Regions from separate parts of the Homo sapiens genome. Here all the other regions are linked to region 1. A link is a loop called in an ENCODE intact Hi-C map of the cell type or tissue named here. Cell type or tissue: endothelial cell of umbilical vein. All regions are shown on one strand. Each heading gives the region's core, and the rest is flanking DNA. Links, peaks and the distances in the headings are about the cores only.

Region 1 (6,749 bases), core at 1,078-6,077:
TTGTATGCTCTGAGCTGAGTTGTAGCAGAAGCTAATTGATACATCCAACAGGCTAGAGGCCCTGAATTCGCCTTGGGTATACATGGGAAGGAGAAATTGGCTTTTCACATGCTTTCCAGCCAATGCTGCCCCACTGATAATATGTGTAGAGGAATTGGTACAAATTTGTCTCCCATTGCAGGAGGCCCAACAGCAGAATCCTGGAGATTTCAGGGACCCAGGGCCACAGATTATGCCATTTTGGAACTATGTATGACTTTATAATATGATCACCTACAAAACCTTAAGGGCCCCTTTATAAAAATGTTCAAAAATCACATGTGGGCAAAAAGCTCCGTATATGTAACTAGAGCCAGCTAATGTTTGTTTTAGAAACTTTCCTATTTCCTGACTTGCAAAAGTTCGCCCTTGCAGACTCAGCAGGGTAATAACACTGGTATCTGCATTAATGTCCTATGTCTATAACTAGAATCTCTTGTATCCACATAGAAGTAATTGTAGTAGTTCTCACAGCAGGGTCATAATTCTTAAATACTTAAAATATTATGTATGTTGTCTCTCCTGATGAATGGAACATTTTTTCATCTCGCTGTTAACAAACTTAGATTCTCTCAAGTGATTGAAAAGCACTTTGCAAGCCTAAAGTTCTATAAAAACTCTAAGTGATAGCAACAATAAAACCTTATTAGCCATTTCGGGCTCTGAATCAAGATTTTCAATTCTTGGCATCTAATTAAACGTTTTACATTCTAAAGGAACACGTAGCATTATACCTCACTCCAAACGCTTCCTTTCCTGATTGGGATTAGAAAATTGGTCAAGACTTTGTAAGAGGCACACAAATGCAACTCTAAATAAACATGTCTTTGGTATTGCTTTCAAACATTACAAGCCTCAGTCCTGGCTAATGTTGCTAGCTGCTGGTAGGCCTTGGGGTTGGGGGAAGTCAGTTCGAAAGCCATTGTTTTGGGATAATCTATGATGTCATTGTTGCTTTAGGGGCATTATCTTGTTAGAGGCTCACACCTATATTATGAGGCAGGTAGAATATTATCCTTACATTATCCATTTTTTTTTTTTTTTGAGATAGGGTCTTGCTCTGTTGCCTAGGCTGGAGTGCAGTAGCACAATCACAACTCTGCAGCCTTGACCTCTTGGGCTCAAGCGATCCTCCCACCTCAGCCTCCCTAGCAGCTGGGACTACAGGCATGCACCACCACACTTGGCTAATTTTTGAATTTTTTGTAGAGACGGGGTTTTGCCAGGTTGCCCAGGCTGGTCTCGAACTCCTGGGCTCAAGTGATCTGCCTGCCTTGGCCTCCCAAAGTGCTGGGATTACAGGGCTGAGTCACTGAGCCTGGCCTATCCTTAATTTATGGAAAAATGAGATACAAGGGCCAGCAAAAACCTACGAGTTGAGGCTTCAAACTCATCGGCCTTAGAAACCGAAGCGCTCTGCTACAAAATCCTAGATTCTCATATGCCTTGTTCTGCAACTCTCTTGATGTATAATCTATGCCAGCTCTGTCCAATACGGTTGCCTAAACTGTATTGTGATTAGTCCAATAGAATGGGCAATGGGGCTAGTCCAATCTGAGATGTACTATGTCAGATACACCAGATGTTAAAGACAGTATGAACAAAAAGAATTTAAAATACCTTATTTTCATGCTGATCACATATTGAAATGATCCTATTTTGGACACATTGGGTTAAGTAAAGTATATTGTTTTGGTCAATTTCACCTGTTTCTTTTTTACTTTTGTGTATATAGCTGTTAGTATTGGAGATTACATATGTGGCTTGAATTCTATGCCTATTGGGCAGGGCTGCTCTATAGGAAGAGAGGTAGAAAAGGTCAATGGTGGGATAAAGCAGTCCAGTGGACAACCTTCCAGGCCTGTCTCCAGGTTGAAGGAACTGAGTGGGGAAATTATTCCTTAGAATTAAGCAGCAAATGGGCTTGAAAACCAAATACAGCCATGCTCTTTGGATTGGAGTCGAGAGCTATAGACCGTGTCCCAGCACCGCCTGCTAGCCTGCCATGGTGAGCAGCCACTTCCAGCATGAATACATCTTTGTGACTGGGTTCTTGGGCCTTTTTGGGTTCCTTGGTGGGTCTAGTTGCCAAGAGCTGGTGGAATCTATAGTGAGCAGCTGAGAGAAAATGACCACAAAGAGAGGTAGCACAAAACACAGTTCTGTGGCTCTCGGACAACCTCCTGACAGTTCAGAAAAGGTACTGAACTTTCTCAGGGTCCCTGTTGCATGCTGGGCTTTCCGGGAAGTAGGACTCTGAAGTGGACTTTAGTGTGCGGGAGGTTTATTAGGGAGAGCCTGTGGGATCCATGACTGAGGAAGGGAAGAGAAGAAAGCAAGAGTGGGCAGAAGGAGAAGTCGAGCTATGATGCAGTCTTTAGGGAAGTCTTAGCCCACTCTATAAGGAGGTTGAAAGATTGAATGACCCTTGGAGCTGTCCCAAGATGGAATAAGAGGGCCGAGCCTTAATTCCCCCTTGTCAATCAGTCATCAGATGTGGGCTATCCTGGGAAAAGATGCGGCCCTGGCCATAGCTAAGGGCCTGATGGGGATGGGGGAAGGGTGTCTGCTGGTGGCATTCTTTGAAGCTAGGGGAAGAAGTCCTTCATTCCAAAAAAAGGGACACAGCTGGCGTCTGAATCTGGGTCCCCTAACTCCTTGTCCAGCACTGATTCTCCCATTCTGCCCAACCAGAGGATCCAAGCTGTTGTTCAGAGCAGGACATTTATACAAGGCCAAACCAGAATAATCAGGATCTGGAGCGAGAAAGGCACTTTGCAGAGGAAACAGACTGAGATTTCTAATTCTGCTCCTCTTTGCAAAAGTGCCCATTGTCTCACGGGACGTGTCAATCCTGGAGCAGTCAAGGATCATGGGAGGCTTACTAAGGATGCAGCCAAGATCTGCTGTGAGTGTGGGCCAGTGAACTTTGCTGTGTCCTCTTACACAGATGGCTCTCTAACCTCAGCCAGCAGTGTCATCAATCTAAGAAGGCAAACACGACTCATCAAAATAAACATGGTCATCTCAACTGCTGGAGAGGCAGGAGCTCCTGTACCTGTACACTCAGGAGAGCAGCGTGGTTGCTCTTGAGCTGTGTCCTTTGCCTCTCATTTTTGGCATGGTTTCCCAGCAAGAGGCCCCCGCTCATATACCAAGTACATGTTCAGGTCAAGGGCCCTCAGTGATGGCAAAACTCTCAAAAGGGGTTAGGAAGGTGATCAGTTGTTGTGGCTGCCCCGTGCTTTCTGGGGGGTGTGTTCTGAGCAAATAGTGTTGGCCTACAGGGCTGTCAAAATCTTGGGAGGCAGGTAGGAGAGAAGGGGGCAATGGTGTCCAAAACCAGCTTGGAAAATGAAGGATTGGATCCAGCAAGGCTGACTCTTCTATTTCTGTCATTGTTTTTCTTAGGCAAGTTGCCCATTTTTGTTATGGTTAACATAGGAGTAATTCAGCCTTCGCAGGGCCCCAGCAAAACCAGATGGAACCATATCTCTCCTGGACAGACGGGGGTCGAAGCTGGTTTTTCAGATAAAACTCTGTACAGAGCCCTGAGGGAGGGGGTATGGAGAAACACACGCGAAATAGAAGCCGAGTAATGAAAGCTCCAAGCAGAGCAGCACGTAATCAGACAATTATTGAACTAAGACTATAGCTTTAAGTCCTGAAACTTCTGGGTCAGAAAATTCTTCTAATAATAGTTAATAAGAACATAATCCTTAACTATAAGAAGCAGGGAAAGTTGTCTAGAAGACGAACTGCAGGTTACAGCTGAGTTAACAAACAAAAACGCAGATTTGTGATGACTTTAACCAAAAAGAATGGAACAATAGTAAACGCACTGAGGCTTGGAAAAGGGGAGAAAGCACTGGCAGGAAACAGGAAAAACCCGCTTTGCTTTGATTAGCTCTTAATGAGTTTTTGACTGAATGTAGAGCACACTCTTTTACCACCATCTTGTGGCCAAATACAGAACTGCAACCTACTTAGAAGGGTCTTTATCTCCCCTTCGTCTTTTTCTTTTCTTTTCTTTTTTTTTTTTAAAGAGACCATGGATACTGCTAACCCCCTCCTCTTTTTCTATTTGCCATTCTTGTGCCTCAGTCCCCAAAGTGGAAGCCGAGTGATTGGATTTGCCCCACCGTTTCACCTCTGTGGATTCCAAGTCCCAGCTCTATTACATGATAGAACCATAGCCTTTTTTACCTCCATCAAGGCCCTTGGCCCTTTCTTCCCCCCACCAAGAGATACACCTCCCAGCATGACCGCCTGTGGAAATGTGTGTGCTGTGTGGTGTGTACCACACATGTCAGGGGTGACACTTGATGAGGACCCAGGCAAAGTGGGGCCAGGAACTTACACAATTTTGAAATTCCACTTTAAGTAACAGTATATAGGATTCCAGGTACACACTTTAGTATGAAAAGAAATCACAAGAAATTCTGAATTTTGAACAGTTGACAAGTACCCTAAACCTCACAAAATTCAGACAATATGACAACATGTTTTTATTAATTAACTGCCTAACACACCTCTATAGCAGTTTTTAATCTTGCCATTTTTGGCTGCATACTGGTTGATCAATCTTCAGTGGGATCAATGATTCCAAAAATGTGTGTGTGTGTGTATATATGTATATATACACACACATTTAATACATTTAATATATATATTATATAGTTCATCTGAAATTAGGGCATATAAGGGCAATTCAAATGCCTTCTTAAATTTCCTCTACATTGTGCAGGGCTACGTAATTATGTAATCGAATTACTCTTATGGGATAAAAATTGACTCGTTGATAAATATGTTTCTTTAGGGCATTTTGCTGTGTCAGTGGCAATTTGGCCTGCCGTTTCATCTGGAACTGCCAGACTTCATCAGGACAAGGGACATCAGGTACTCCAAGATGCAGTCCAATTCACTGGGCTGGATAAAACATGTGACTTCACACACAGACCTGCTTTCTGTTTTTTGTACTGATGTAGGTTTGTGCCCTATAAACCAGGAATTCTGATCCATTCTATTTCACATACATTCCATCAGAAAAGAAAAATATATGGTACGTTCATAATTGTATACATTGCATCACCGAATATATTTCAGACAGGGGAGTATTTCCGTTTTGTCTAGGCTTGGATGGCAACTGAATCCTCTGCTTACAAGTTTTCATGCCTGAATTTTCCACAGAGTAGTTTCTGACTCCATACTTTTCAAACCTTGTTTCTCTTCCACTATACTTCTGGTTCTGGACACCATAAGATGGATTTACACTGAGATCTAACCTCTGGGCCTGAACCAACTGGAAAGTCGATCCAGTGGGTGGTGAGAGTTTCCCAGAAGCCATGCTGACACTGGGATAGCTAGTAATGTCTTAAAAGTACACATAAAAGGCCAGGCACGGTGGCTCACACTTGTAATCCCAGCACTTTGGGAGGCTGAGGCAGGCGGATCACCTGAGGCCGGGAGTTCGACACCAGCCTGGCCAACACGTTGGAACCCTGTCGCTACTAACAATATAAAAATTAGCCCGGTGTGGTGGCACAAGCCTGTAATCCCAGCTACTCGGGAAGCTGAAGCAGGAGAATTGCTTGAACATGGGAGGCGGAGGTTGCAGTGAGCCCAGATGGCGCCATTGCACTCTACTGTGGGTGCCAGAGCGAGAATCTGCCTCAAAACAACAACAACAACAACAACAAAACAGTACACACAAAATATTCCACTAAACCTAACTTAAATATATCCTCAACTCAACTTCCCCTTAGCTGGATATGTATTAAAAAAATCCCCCAGTCACTCCAATGCAACCTGATCTGAGGGTGAGTATGGCCACCAGGAAGTAGGAGTAAAAGGCAACAGTGGTCACAGACAGATAGACATCTAGATAGACAGATAGATGATAGATGAATGGGTAGATAAATAGATAGGTAGCTAGATAGATAAGCTACCTTCTTCCTTCAAGAATCTTGCAGACATGGCTGGGCATGGTGGCTTGCACCTGTAATCTCAGCACTTTGGGAAGCTGAGGGAGGAGGATCAGTTGAGCCCAGGAGTTCAAGACCAGCCTGGGCGACATAGGGAGACCCTGCCTCTATTACAAAATTAAAAAAAAAAAAATTAGCCAGGTGTGGCGATGTGTTCCTATGGTTCCAGCTACTCAGGAGGCTGAGTCAGGAGGATTGCTTGAGCCTGGGAGGTCGAGGCTACAGTGAACCGTGATCACACCACTGCACTCCAGCCTGAACAGCAGAGTGAGACCCTGTCTCAAAGAAAAAAAAAGAAAAGAAAAAAGAAAGGAAAAAGAAAGAAGTTTGCAGACCAGTTGAGCATTTAAAGATGGCATGTAAATACCTATGGTACAAGACAGAAAGTGAGGAGAGCCTTAGAAAGGATAAAGATAAACAAAAGCAGAAACAATAATGAAAAACTACCAATCATTGAATGCTTACTGTTGTGGTCTGAATGTGTCCCCCAGAATTCATTTGTTAGAAGTTTAATCCCTATGCAAGAGTGTTGGGAGGTGGGGCCTTTGGTGAAATATTTAGGTCATGAGGGTTCTGCCTTCGTGAGTGAATTAATGCCACTATAAAAAGGGTTAGTGGGAGTGGGTTCACTCTCTTCTGCTCTTCTGCCACATGAGGACACAGAGTTCCACAGAGTTCATTCTTTTTTGTCTTTCCACTTTCTGCCATGTGAAGACACAGTATTCC
Region 2 (6,749 bases), core at 991-5,990, 570 kb before region 1:
ACTTAAAAATGGTTAAAATCAGCCGAGCACGGTGTTTCACGCCTGTAATCCCAGCACTTTGGGAGGCTGAGGCAGGTGGATCACCTGAAATCAGGAGTTCAAGACCAGCCTGACCAACATGGTGAAACTTGTCTCTGCTAAAAATACAAAAATTAGCTGGGCGTGGTGGCGCACACCTGTAATCCCAGCTACTCGGAAGGCTGTGGCAGGAGAATCGCTTGAATCCGGAAGGCAGAGGTTGCAGTGAGCCGAGGTGGTGCCACTGAACTCCAGCCTGGATGACAGAGTGAGACTCCGTCTCAAAAAAGAAGAAAAAAGGGCCGGGCGTGGTGGCTCATGCCTGTAATCTCAGCACTTCTGGAGGCCAAGGTGTGCGGATCACGAGGTCAGGAGATTGAGACCATCCTGGCTAACACGGTGAAACCCCACCTCTAATAAACATACAATAGCGGGCGCCTGTAGTCCCAGCTACTCGGGAGGCTGAGGCAGGAGAATGGCGTGAACCCAGGAGGCAGAGCTTGCAGTGAGCCGAGGTCGCACCACTGCACTCCAGCCTGGGCAACAGAGCAAAACTCCGTCTCAAAAAAAAAAAAAAAAGAAGAAGAAAAAAAAAAGGTTAGAATGGTAAATTTTATGTATATTTTCCCACAGTAAAATTGTATATATAGAGTACTCACTGTTCCCTTACCTTGCAGTTCTTTTAGCATTTGGAGATCATTTGAGCTAAAATACCTCAAAATTATATTCTCATATTTTTATGCACAATATCCTTCCATCTATATGAATTCAGTAACCATCTATACACAAATCAGAAATATCTGGCAAAAGTCATGGTATAAATTATTCTAGACAAAAGTATCATGTGGATAACTAAGGGACTATCCCTTTAAACAAAATAACTAAGATAAATGGGAAAAGCGGCAGTGTGAAACTCCTCTCTCAAAACACCTTTCTCTAAGACCACAGAACTAAATCATCTTCTGCTTATGACAGGACACTCAATCAGCAAAAGCCTCAAGCTGCTTGCTATCCCTATCTCTTATATAGTCTCGCCTTTCTAGCTCTTGGTTTCTGTTTCTTCTACCCGACAAGCTGTCCTCATTTCTATATTTCCGGTATTGCTGAGCAGGTATGTCAGGTCTCAGCATAGCATACTCTGCTGCATCTCTCTACTACCACATAAGAATTTGATCCCTTTCCCTCAGCACACTAAGATGCAAGATAAAGAGCAGGAAATAGGCATGGAGCAATTAAAAATAATTTCTGGATTCAAACATAACTCATTCAAAATCCAACTTCTGTCACTTACAATCTGCCTATCTTAAAAAGAAAGTAACAACCTCTCTCATTCTTTTTCCAGGTATTTAAAATTGAGATGCTATTACCCACACAAAAAAAAGAAAGCCATGAGAATTGCTTTAATAAAAGGAGTCTCACAAATAGCAAGCACAGTAATTCTCAAAAAAATGTAAATTTTCTTTTCCCTTTCTACAATGTACTGTGCAGAGTTCCTAAATATTTCAGGAATGAATCTGAAAATATTGCCTTCAGATATAATTTGGAAAGGTTTGAGTGGGAGAAAAAAACTTATCACAGATACAACTAAGTTATCCAAGAATAACACCACTACTTTTCTTAATAAATCCTATTCAATACTCAAGTGGTGGAAACAGCTGGGAATCACACAGCTTTGCCTGATTTCAAGTAGCAGTCTCACAACTCTAAAAGAGCCTGTTTTTTATGTCACAGAGATTTAGGCATACCTAGCAGGGCTAGAACAAGCTCTCTACCAAGTCAAAGCAGCAGTATCCTACACACAACTGAACAACTTAGTAATTATTCAAATCATTCAATATTTGACACAGTAACAATCACTTTCCATAGGCATGCTCAAATACAATGAATCACAGTGTGAAATTTTACCACATGAAGTTTTACGCTTTATTTCATAAAAACAAAATTATTACACAAACAGAAGCATCTTTAATTTTCTCAATGGGAAATACAACCAAAATGGTGATTTGATTGCCTCTACAACACACAACACATTTTCATATTCAAACTTAGCATCCTAACATCTTCCACAATGGGAAAAGCATCACCTTTACCTAGATAAAGGCTGGACTGCATTAAGTAATCTAGTACTCCATAAACAGCAAACCATTTACTTTAAACTTTGCAGAACTGAATTTCTCCAGCAGCTTTCACACAGGGCCTTAATACCAGAGAAATCCCTTTTAGAACAAAGAATTATCCTTTCTTACCCAGTCATTATCCCAACTCTGCTAAAATTTGCCCTATGTTCCAGAATCTCTCTCCTTTTATACAGCACGTTGAAATCCTCTGATTCTACATATGATCCTAGGATACTTAAGATTTTCTTCTCTCAATTTTTCTTTTCATCCAAAAAAAAGGTGTTTAAATAAAAACTCAAAGCTTAGTCATTCAAAAATTGTGTACTGAGCATCTGCAATGGGTCACATATTGTTCTAATCATAGGAGAATATATGGAAGTACACAGTGCATCAAATATCTCTGCTTTTGTGGAACATTACAGACTGGGGATAGAGACAATAAACAAGCAACAGCAACTCCAACCCCCTACCAGATTATTTCCTTTACTGGACATCAAAGTGAAATGAGTTTCTTAGAAAACAATTTGATAGATCATCCTTAAGCTCAAACATGGAAATTATCTTGACTTGGAAATTAATCTTGACTTGTGAATTTTGCCTATTCCGGTTTTATGCACCAACAATCAAAGGGAATTACTTCTCTTCCTTTCAAATTTCTATGTTTAACCGACATCTATAACCCTTGTTTTTCCATTAAAATATTTGACTCACTAGAGACAAGAGACCTAACTGTACAACACAAGCTATACTTAGCCTTCACCAGTAGAGGGCGCCAGACCTCACTACTTTTTTTTTTTTTCTTTTTCTTTTTTTTTTTTTTGGAGACGGAGTCTTGCTCTGTTGCCCAGGCTAGAGTGCAGTGGCACAATCTCGGCTCACTGCAACCTCTGCCTCCTGGTTTCAAGTGATTCTCCTGCCTTAGCCTCCCAAGCAGCTGGGACTACAGGCAGGTGCCACAATGCCGGGCTAATTTTTGTATTTTTAGTAGAGATGGGTTTTCACTATGTTGGCCAGGCTGGTCTAAAACTCCTGACCTCGTGATCCACCCGCCTCGGCCTCTCAAAGTGTTGGGATTACAGGCATAAGCCACTGCGCCCGGCCCATAAATAACTTTTGATTCCTCAGAAACTTAACTACTAACAGCATACTGATGACAAGAAGCCTTACTGATCATAAAGAGGCGACTAACATATTTTGTTACATGTATTATAATACTGTATTCTTACAATAAAGCAAGCTAGAGAAAAAAAGAAACTCAGAAGGGGTGGTGACTCACACACCTGTAATCCCAGCACTTTGGGAGGCTGAGGCGGGCGGATCACTTGAAGTCAGGAGTTTGAGACCGGCCTGGCCAACATGGTAAAACCCCGTCTCTAATAAAAAATGCAAAAAAAATTAGCCAGGTGTGATGGTGTGCACCTTTAATCCCAGCTACTAGGGAGGCTGAGGCAGAGAATCGCTTGAACTCGGGAGGTGGAGGTTGCAGCGAGCTAAGATCGCACCACTGCACTCTAGCCTGGGTGACAGAGTGAGATAGTCTCAAAAAAAAAAAAAAGAAAAGGGAAAAAAAAGGAAAGAAGAAAATCAGAAAATGTATTTATAGTACTGTACTGTTTTTACCAATAAAGTAAAATTACATCATCTGTTTACAAGATCAATCATCTGAAATGGCGGACAACCACAGCTGCAGACCTCAGACCTCAATCTATGGTACCTATCAAGCAATTCAACTTTTTCTTATAAGAAACTTTGCAGAACATTATAACGTCATGACTTTTCTCTGCTTCTTGGGAGCCTGTTCGCCAGCACCACTAGTGACACTTCATGAGTCCCGTAATGTTATTCAAGGTTTATGGTATTGCACTAAACATGATGAAAAATACATGAGAACATGAGAGATCATTTTTTACTATGATAGACCATTTACTGGAGAGATGAACTGCTCATGCAGAGATCAGCGTCACATATTTTCATCGGATACTTACAACAAACTCATCGCAGTAGCAAAAGGAGATGGCTATGAAATTACAGTAGTAGAGAATGTACTAGTTAATTTTATGCAGTTATGACTTAATCCATCTTTACATTTGTTCACATTTCTCTCAACTGCACGTGGCACCACATGTGGTCTATAAAAACGTTTGTGTGCATTAAGTTTTGATAAATGTTAAATTTATAATAGATTTATGTATATTTTATGGTAGTAAATAGATTATTATCTACATGTATTTTACGCGTTCATGACACACCTTTCTTAATTTTTTCAGTATTTCCAAGCTATGCAGTTTATCCTGTTTTTTTCAAATTGTCACAAATCTCCAAAATATTTTCCAATATATTTATTGAAAAAAATCTGCAGTGAAAGTGGACCACACAGTTTGAACCCATGTTGTTCAAGGGTCAACTATATACTGATTTAAAATTATAATGTGAATGTATAAATCAATTGTTTCATGTTTATTACAATCCAGTAAGCAGCATCTTTTCAGCTAAGCTTTCTTTCAAAATGCCCACCATTTTAGAGTACAAAAATACTTATTTTTGGCCAGGCGCGGTGGCTCATGCCTGTAACCCCAGCACTTTGGGAGGCCGAGGCGGGCAGATCACAAATCGGGAGTTGGAGACCATCCTGGCTAACACGGTGAAACCCTGTCTCTACTAAAAATACAAAAAATTAGTCGGGCATGGTGGCAGGTGCCTGAAGTCCCAGCTACTCGGGAGGCTGAGGCAGGAGAATGGTGTGAACCCAGGAGGCAGAGCTTGCAGAGAGCAAGATCGCACCACTACACTCCAGCCCGGGCGACAGAGCGAGACTCCATCTCAAATAAAAACAACAACAAAAAAACGTATTTTTAAGCCAAGTTTAGATCTTTTTGAATTTTTAAATTGAACATGCTGTTGCTATGACAGATTCAATTATGTTTTTAAAGACAAAATTTTAGTGCATTGTTGTCTAGAAGAAAAAGTAACCTACACAGCAGTTTTTCTACCACAGCATGAGAAAGGACACTAAAATAAGGTTATCACAGGTTTGACACACTTCTATGGACACAGAGAAATTGCCAAAAAACAAAAACTGTATAAAGCAGAGCACAAAATAAAAACAGCAAACATTAATAGCTTATATGCTGGACTTCAAGGATTCTTTTGGTGCCTCAATCGAAAACACATGAAATGTGAGTGAAAATAATTATTAAGGGGATAATCTTGACTCTAATATTTTTAGGTAATCTCATTTGCAAACATTACTATTTTAACTAATTATTTAATTGCTTATAATTACTTGTAGCATACACCTCACAATCAATTATATTTAGACACTATGGTCCATAACCACCCTGTGGGCAAGGCGAAACAGGTCTCAGTATTTATGCTAAAGATTTTTTTTCTTTTGTGGACTTGTTGGTTCCATTCCATTCAAAAGTTCTCTGTGGCTCCTTTCCAGTTCTTAGTTTGTATATTATTCTTGAAAAGTTTTAAGTACTTACTTGTGTATCAAGCACAACAGTAGGTGCTTTATTTGTATAATCTCATTTAATCATAATACCTATCTCATACAGCCATCAGTCCAATTTAACAGACATAAATAGAAGCTAAGAGATTAAGTACACTGAGCTTATACAAGATCACAATAATTTCCGTTAAGACTCTAAAACCCTTGGCTCTTCCAACTATACCATGAAGGTTCTCTACAGAATCTGTTGTTCTCTATAAATTCAAACGGGGAGAAAAGGAAACAACAGGGAAAAGGGATTGAGCTTTCTTTTGAAAGCAGTGACTGTCAGGCCTGCATCCATTCCTACAATTGTTTTGTTCTTTCGGTATTAAAAATCATCACTATGAGTTTTACTGAAATGCAAAATATGTCACAGCACTGCTTAAAAATCTTCAAAGACTGGCTGGGCGCAGTGGCTGACGCCTGTAATCCCAGCACTTTGGGAGGCCAAGGCAGGCAGATCACCTGAGGTCGGGAGTTCGAGACCAGCCTGACCAACGTGGAGAAACCCCATCTCTACTAAAAATACAAAATTAGCCGGGCATGGTGGTGCATGCCTGTAGTCCCAGCTACTAGGGAGGCTGAGGCAGGAGAACTGCTTGAACCCGGGACGTGGAGGTTGCAGTGAGCCAAGATTGTGCCACCGCACTCCAGCCTGGGCAACAAGAGTGAAACTCCGTCTCAAAAAAAAAAAAAAAAAATCTTCAAAGACCAGGATGAAGATCAAAATACTTATCTAATGGTCTACAAGGCCCTCAAACACCCAATTCCAGCCTCATCTTGCAGCTAACCCCAGCCAAAGCTTGTTCAAACTCCAGTTCAATTTGCCTTCTTGTTGTTCCTTCACAAAGTGCTCCTTCATGCCACCTCTGAGAGCCTCTGAACAAAGCAGTCTGCTTAGTTTTACCCATATTAATTCAGCAGCTCCCAACTCTCCTGACTCAGGATTCATCAAGTACTCACATCCTAGACTCTAGGAGCCAGCTACCCTATTTTCTCATAGCACCTGTGTGAGTTTATCTTCTTACTAAAACATAAAAGCTCCTTAAGGGCAGAAGCTATGCAAGCTTTGCTCATCACTGAATCCCAAGGATTCATTGGCAAACAACAGGTGTTTG
Region 3 (6,749 bases), core at 751-5,750, 380 kb before region 1:
ATAAACAAATCCACAATTATAGCTGGAGACAACTATAATTAAATGTTGAGCTCTTCTCTCAACATTTAATAAACAGCTAGACAGAAAACCAGCAAGGATACAGAATAAAAAACACCAACATCAACCAACAGGATGGAATCAATGTTTATAGAACACTCCATCCAACAAGCAGAATACACATAATTTTCAAGTGCCCATGGAATGTATACCAAGATTGGCCATATCCTGGGCCATAAAACAAACCTTAACAGATGTAAAAGAATTGAAATCATACAGTGTGTTCTCTGACCACAATGTAAACTAACTAGAAATCAATAGTAGAAAGATAACAGGAAAATCTCCAAACACTAGGAAATTAAACAAAATACTTCCAAATAATCCATGTGTCAAAGGGGAAGTCACAGGTGAAATTAAAAAATACACTGAACTGTGTGAAAATGAAAATGCATCCTATAAAAATCTGTGGTACACAGCAGTGCTGAGGGGGAAATTTAAAGCACTAAATGCTTACATTAGAAAAGAAGAAAAGTTTCAAATAAATAATTTAAGCTCCAACTTCAAGAACCTAGAAAAATAAGAGCAAAATAAACCCAAAGCAAGCAGAAGGAAGGAGAGAATAAAGACAAGAGCAGAAATCAATGAAGCTGAAAATCGAAAAGAAAAACAGAGAAAATCAATGAAACAAAGAGTTGGTTCTTTAAAAAGATCAATAAAACCGGTGGTGGTGGTTACACAAATCTACACTTGTGACAAAATGGCACGGAACTATACACAAACATTGTGCCAATGTCAATTTTCTTTCTGGTTTGGATATTTTGCTATAAATATATAAGATGTATCACTAAGGTAAACTAGGTAAAGGGCTCATGGGACCTCTCTGTGCCATCTTTGCAACTTCCTGTAAATCTATAATAATCTCAAAATAAAAAGTTAAAGAAATTTGAAAACATTTGTACAACTACAGCATTATTTATTTTACAATGTTATATAAATCCCTCACAGGAAAACTATAGGGTGCTATGATAACACAACAAGTGGACCCTATTTCTTCATCTGTTGTTGACCTTCCAAGAACCTGGTTACCCTTTTCTGAATGGTATCTAAATTGTCAGTGTCCTTCTTAAATAGTGATGCCCAGAAGGGAACATCCTGCTTCAGACAGAATATTACTTCCCTGGTTCTAGACACAATACTTTTATTAATGTGGCCAGTCTTTGTTTGCTCTTTAAGTAGCCATAGCACACATTCTTGCATCATTTTTAGTCTTGTAGTCAAATAAAACTCTCAGATCCTGGCATATAGATGGAAAAAAATTTCACCATTAGTACTTATATAATTGGTTATCACAAACCTAAATGGAAGATCTTTCATTAACCTTCATGGGATTTCATCTTGTTGAATTCAGTCCAGCTCTGTCCCAGCCATCAAGAAAGTTTTCAAACTTGATTTTGTTGTCTATAATAGGATGTGTTGGTCCGCTTGTGTTGCTATAAAGGAATACCTGAGACAGGGTAACTTGAAAAGAAAAGAGGTTTATTTGGCTCATGGTTCTGCAGGCTATACACGAAGCACAGTGCAAGCATCTGCTTCTGGTGAGGGCCTCAGGAAGCTTACAATCATGGCAGAAGGCAAAGGCCATGTGATCCAGTGTGTCACATGGCAAGAGAGAGAGAGAAAGGGACAAGGTCCCAGGCTCTTTAAACAACCAGATCTCATGTGAACTAATAGAGTGAGAACTCACTCATTATTGTGGGAACAGCACCAAGACATTCATGAGGGATCCACTCCCATGCCCCAAACACCCCCAACCAGGCCCACCTCCAACATTGGAGGTCACATTTCAACATGAGATTTGGAGGGAACAAAACATCCAAACCATACCAAAAGACTATCTTCATATTGTGAGTCAGCTGCAGATATGTCAGAGTCTATCATTCTGTGCCTTCATCTCACTCACTGCTATTGAAAATGTTGAGCAGCACAAGGTTCATGGAGGTGTTCTGCTGTGATCTTTAAGAAAGAATTTACCATTCAACTGCCAGGAGTTAAGTTAGCTAATAGCCTTTAGCTGTTAATGGCTTCAGGCTTAGCCTCAGCTTTTAAAAAAATTGTAGTAAAAAAAAAAACCCACATAGTCCAAGATCTACTCTCTTAACAACTTTTAAGTGTGCAATACAGTATTGTTAACTATAAGCACAATGATATACAGTAGATCTCTAGGAATTTTTAATCTTGCATGAGTGAAACTTTATACTTACTGAATGGCAACTCTCCCACTTCCCACTACCCCCAGTCCTTGGCAGCTACCATTCTACTCTCTATTTCAATGAGTCTGACTTCTTTAGATACTTCATATAGGTGGAATCATGCAGTATTTGTCCTTATTGTGAATGCGTTATTCCATTTAGCATAATGTCCTCCAGGTTCATCCATGTTGTGGCATGTGACAGGATTTCCTTCCTTTTAAGGAATGAATAATATTCCATCAAGGGTATATATACTGTACCACATTTTCTTTATCCATTCATGTGTTGATGGACATTCAGGTTATTTCTGCAGAGCTTATAGCTTGTAGTGAACACCAAGAATGAGTTCTCAGACAATTCCAGCTGAGCAGGGCGGGGGATCACTCTTCTGAGAAAGAGTGTCACCCCGGAATCCGTCCGCCAAGTATTTATTGAAAGGGCTTGTTAAACTACGAACATCCACTAGATGGCCTTTTGAGGTTGGGTCATTAGACACCTATGGCCTTGTAAAAGCACTCAAACCGCATTCTCAGGAGGCTGTTTACAGCATTCCTTATCACACATTCCACTCCTCGTCCTGTTTTCAGGGTCAAGGAGTTACATTCCCATGCACAAATAACATACACACAGTGCCTCAGTATTTTTCCATGCCCCAACCTCAAATGCCATGTTAATATTTTGGACAAACCTCTTATCAGATACATGGTTTGAAAATATTTTCTCCCATTCCATAGGTTGCCTTTTCACTCTGTTGATTATTTCCTTTTTTGTGCAGAAGCTTTTTAGCCCTAACTTGTCTTATCAGCCCTGACATAGCCCTACCTTGTCTATTTTTGGTTTTTCTGCCTGTGCTTTTGGTGTCATATCCAAGAAATCATTGCTAAGATCAATGTCATTAAACTTTTAGATTTATGTTAGATTTATGCCTAGATTTTTTGGAGCTACGTAAATTGCATTTAAAAATTTCGTTTCCAAATTGTTATTATACAGAAACTTGATTGCCAAATTATTAGTGTACAGAAATATTGTGTGTTGACCTTATATCCTGCAACCTTGCTGAACTTCCTTATTAATTCTAGAATTTTGTGTGTGTGGATTTCTTTGACTTTTCTTTATAGACGATTATCTTACCTGTGAATAAGGACAGTTTTATTTCTTCCTTTTCAATATGTACACATTTTATTTATTTTTCTTGCCTTATTGCACTGGCTAGGACTTCCAGTATGAAATCTAATAGGAGTAGTGACAGTGTATTTCCTTGCCTTCTTCCCAATCTTAGAAGCAAAGTATTCCATCTTTCATTATTAACAATGATGTTTGCTGTAGATTTTTAAATAGATGCCTTTCATTAGGTTGAGGAAGTTTCTTTCTATTCTTAGTTTGCTGAGAGTTTTTTGTTTTTTCATGAATGGATGTTAACTTTTGACAAATGCTGTTTCTGCATCATTTGATGTGATCATATGGTTCTTCTTCATTAGTTTGTTGATATGATGGATTGCATTGATTTTTGCATATTGAATGAGACTTTCATTCATAGGATAAACCCCACTTGGTTACAGGATATTATTCTCTTTATATATTGCTGGTTTGATTTACTAATGTTTGTATCTATGTTCAAAAGGGATCTTAATATATCATTTTCTTTTCTTGTAATGTCTATATCTGGTGTTGGCATCATGGTAATACTGCCTTCATAAAATAAGTTGGGAAGTATTCTCCTCTACTTTCTGGAAGAGATTTGCAGAATTAGCATTATTTATTCTTTAAATGTTTGGTAGAATTTTGGACTATCTGGATCTGGAGCTTTCTTTTCTAAAAGATATTTAGTTACAAATTTAGTTTCTTTAATAGTTATTGTACTAATAGTAATTTTTAAAAAGCTAACATTCAGTGAAAGCTTGTTATATGACTGGTACAGAACCTAGAACTGAAATTTATATCCTTTAATCCTCTTGGCAACATTTTGGGGTAAGTATTATTATCCCATTACTGAGAACTAAAGTGGTTTCATAACTTGTCTAAGATTACATAGCTAATGAATAGCAGAGCCTGGATTCAAACACAGACCTGTCTTACTCCAGAGAATATATTCTTAATTATCATCTTTGTGTTCTCCTCTCTGTAAACAACCAGATACAGCAAGGAGAATGAGAAACAGGAATGGAGGCTGGGTGCAGTAGCTCATGCCTGTAATTCCAGCACTTTGAGAGGCCGAGGTGGGAGGATCACCTGAAGTCAGGAGTTTGAGACCAGCCTGGCCAACATGGCGAAATACAAAAATTACCATGGCGTGGTGGCACGTGCCTGTCGTCCCAGCTACTTGGGAGGCTGAGGCATGAGAATCACTTGAAGCCGGGAGGCAGAGGTGGCAGTGAGCCAAGAAGCCAAGATCATACCTCTGCACTCCAGCCTGGGCAACAGAGTGAGACCCTGTCTCAAAAAAAAAAAAAAAAAAAAGAAAGAAAGAAACAGGAACAGAAACCACACCTTCAGTGAGAGTAGGAGAGTAAGAGGCAGCTATCACCTGAAATTACAATGAGTATGGAAGAGCTGCTTAGTGCAGTGAGGAAAAATGGGGGTCAGGAAAGAGTCCCTGGCTCTTCTGATGCCAGGCACATGTAGTAGGGTAGAGACCCCTAGGGTATGTGGCACACCATTGTGGACAAAATCACTAACACCTGACTTGCCCCAGCATGATACAGGTACACAGGCTGGCTGCAGAAGTGGTAGCTGAAGTGGGGCCAGGCCAGGAATTGATGATAAGCCATCTTTGCATAAGCAGTCTGTTGCTGTGGTAGGGTGGAAAGGACATTGAGATTGATGACCAGACTGGCACCTGTCTACCATTATTGGTTGGGGAGAAGAAAAGACTAAACCAATAACTCTCACACACTATCTTGTACCTTGAGAGGCTCCAAGGAATTCTGAACTAACAAAATGTTTTGTTGTTCAGAACTCAGCACTGTCCCTTCTGCTTTCCACAGAGCTGGTCTAGCAAAATCAATCATCATTGAAATATTAGTAATAATAAAAAGAAGGCAATATAGGAACTATACAAAAATATCCTCAAGAATAAAGGGGCATGGCCAAGACAGGACAGAAAAGCACACAGCAGAAATAGTTTGCCATGGAAAAAAAATAAAAATCATGACCAAAAATATGCAAAAAAAAGTAATAAAAAGAAAATCTGTGAATCAGTCATGGGCTTAGGCAGAGATACAATACCTCAAGAAAGAAATAAAATAAAGGAGATTAAAAATGAGCTGACAGCACTCAAGAAAGAAATAGAGAAAACAAAAATAAAAGAGAAATGAAGGCCCTAATAGGAGCAGCAAAAAGGAAAACAGATACTGTTCAAAAAACAGCTATGGGCATGGAAGGAAGGCTTGGAAAAAGTGAGCAAAATGAATGAAAATATAATAAATAGTTTTAAAAGTTTAAAAGGATTGTAAAGAAAGTGACATATATAGAGAACAAAGGTTATCCACCATATGCATGATTGGTGTTTCTGAATAATAGAATAGATTAAATGGAACCACAACATCAACAAAAATGTTCAAATATATCATTCAAGAGTGCTTCTAGTAATAAGACTTGAATTCATAGCTTGAAAGAACAAACTTATCCCAGGTAAAATTGCCACAGAACAAGTAAGTTCAGTTCATATACTGATGAAGTTACTGGACTTTGGAGATTAGGAAAGAATCCTATGGGAATCCTTGCAAATAAACCACATCATTTGTGACTGGGAAAAAATTGTCTGGCTTCCAACCTCACCATAATAGCATCCAACATCAGAAGATGGAGGCGCAATGCCTACCAAATCTTCAGGGAAAGAGTATGTGTGCCAAGCCAGACCGTCATCCAAGTATAATGTCACAAACAGATGCCTTTATACTTCCCGAGAGCCTTTCTTCTTGGAAATACAATTGTCTGATAAATTTCTACAAACGGATGTAATAGTAAAAATGATGACAGCGATCAATGGGCCCATTAAAAGCTAAAGTAACTGCAGAAAGAGAATATCATATAAACGTTATATACTCTAATTGTATAAATAAAAATTATCATATATTTCTGGAGATTCTAGAAGGGGGAAAACATGGAGGTGGTGCAAGTATGCCAATGTTCTCATCTTTTGAGAGTTATTTAAAGCCTATAGCTCAATAATAGAGACAGAAGTATTTTTCTTTGAAGGTAAAAATTCACTTTAACATGTTATGTGTCAGGAGTAAAGAGTATTTATTTATTTATGTTTAACATTTTATTTTTAAATAATTTTAGATTTACCGAAGAGATGCCAAGATAGTACAGATCATTCCTGTATACCCTTCACCCAGGTTCTTCTAATGTTAACATCTCACTTAACCATGGTACATTTTTCAAAACAAGAAATTAACATTGATATAATACTTGTAACTAAACTACAGACTTTATTTGGGTTTTCCCCTTTTTTCTTTCCAGATCTGACCCAGGATACCACATAGGATTTAGTCATCATCT

What was found. A loop is a pair of places that touch in the nucleus more often than their neighbours do. Peaks named below come from ENCODE experiments on the same cell type or tissue, not always from the same donor. Only the 100,000 strongest peaks of a DNase experiment are listed, where the experiment ranks them.
Region 2: it touches region 1 in a loop (17-fold over the local background); 10 of 110 quality-filtered maps call a loop at or near these places.
Region 3: it touches region 1 in a loop (21-fold over the local background); 3 of 110 quality-filtered maps call a loop at or near these places.

The regions. Positions count from the first base shown.
Region 1 is chrX:40,541,322-40,548,070 of GRCh38, reverse strand. No RefSeq gene overlaps it. Among named protein-coding and RNA genes, the nearest start is that of ATP6AP2, 36 kb to the left of the region's middle. In endothelial cell of umbilical vein, for the core only: a CTCF peak has its summit at 3,993 (motif pointing left); a DNase peak (open chromatin) is centred at 3,880; H3K27ac peaks cover 1,075 bases.
Region 2 is chrX:41,111,428-41,118,176 of GRCh38, reverse strand. All of the region lies in intron 1 of USP9X (ubiquitin specific peptidase 9 X-linked), which reads right to left. Among named protein-coding and RNA genes, the nearest start is that of USP9X, 29 kb to the right of the region's middle. RefSeq lists an enhancer at 1,075-1,134 and a silencer at 3,395-3,527. In endothelial cell of umbilical vein, for the core only: a CTCF peak has its summit at 2,876 (motif pointing right); no DNase peak of the experiment used is centred there.
Region 3 is chrX:40,918,537-40,925,285 of GRCh38, reverse strand. No RefSeq gene overlaps it. Among named protein-coding and RNA genes, the nearest start is that of USP9X, 160 kb to the left of the region's middle. In endothelial cell of umbilical vein, for the core only: CTCF peaks have their summits at 2,505 and 2,710; a DNase peak (open chromatin) is centred at 2,805.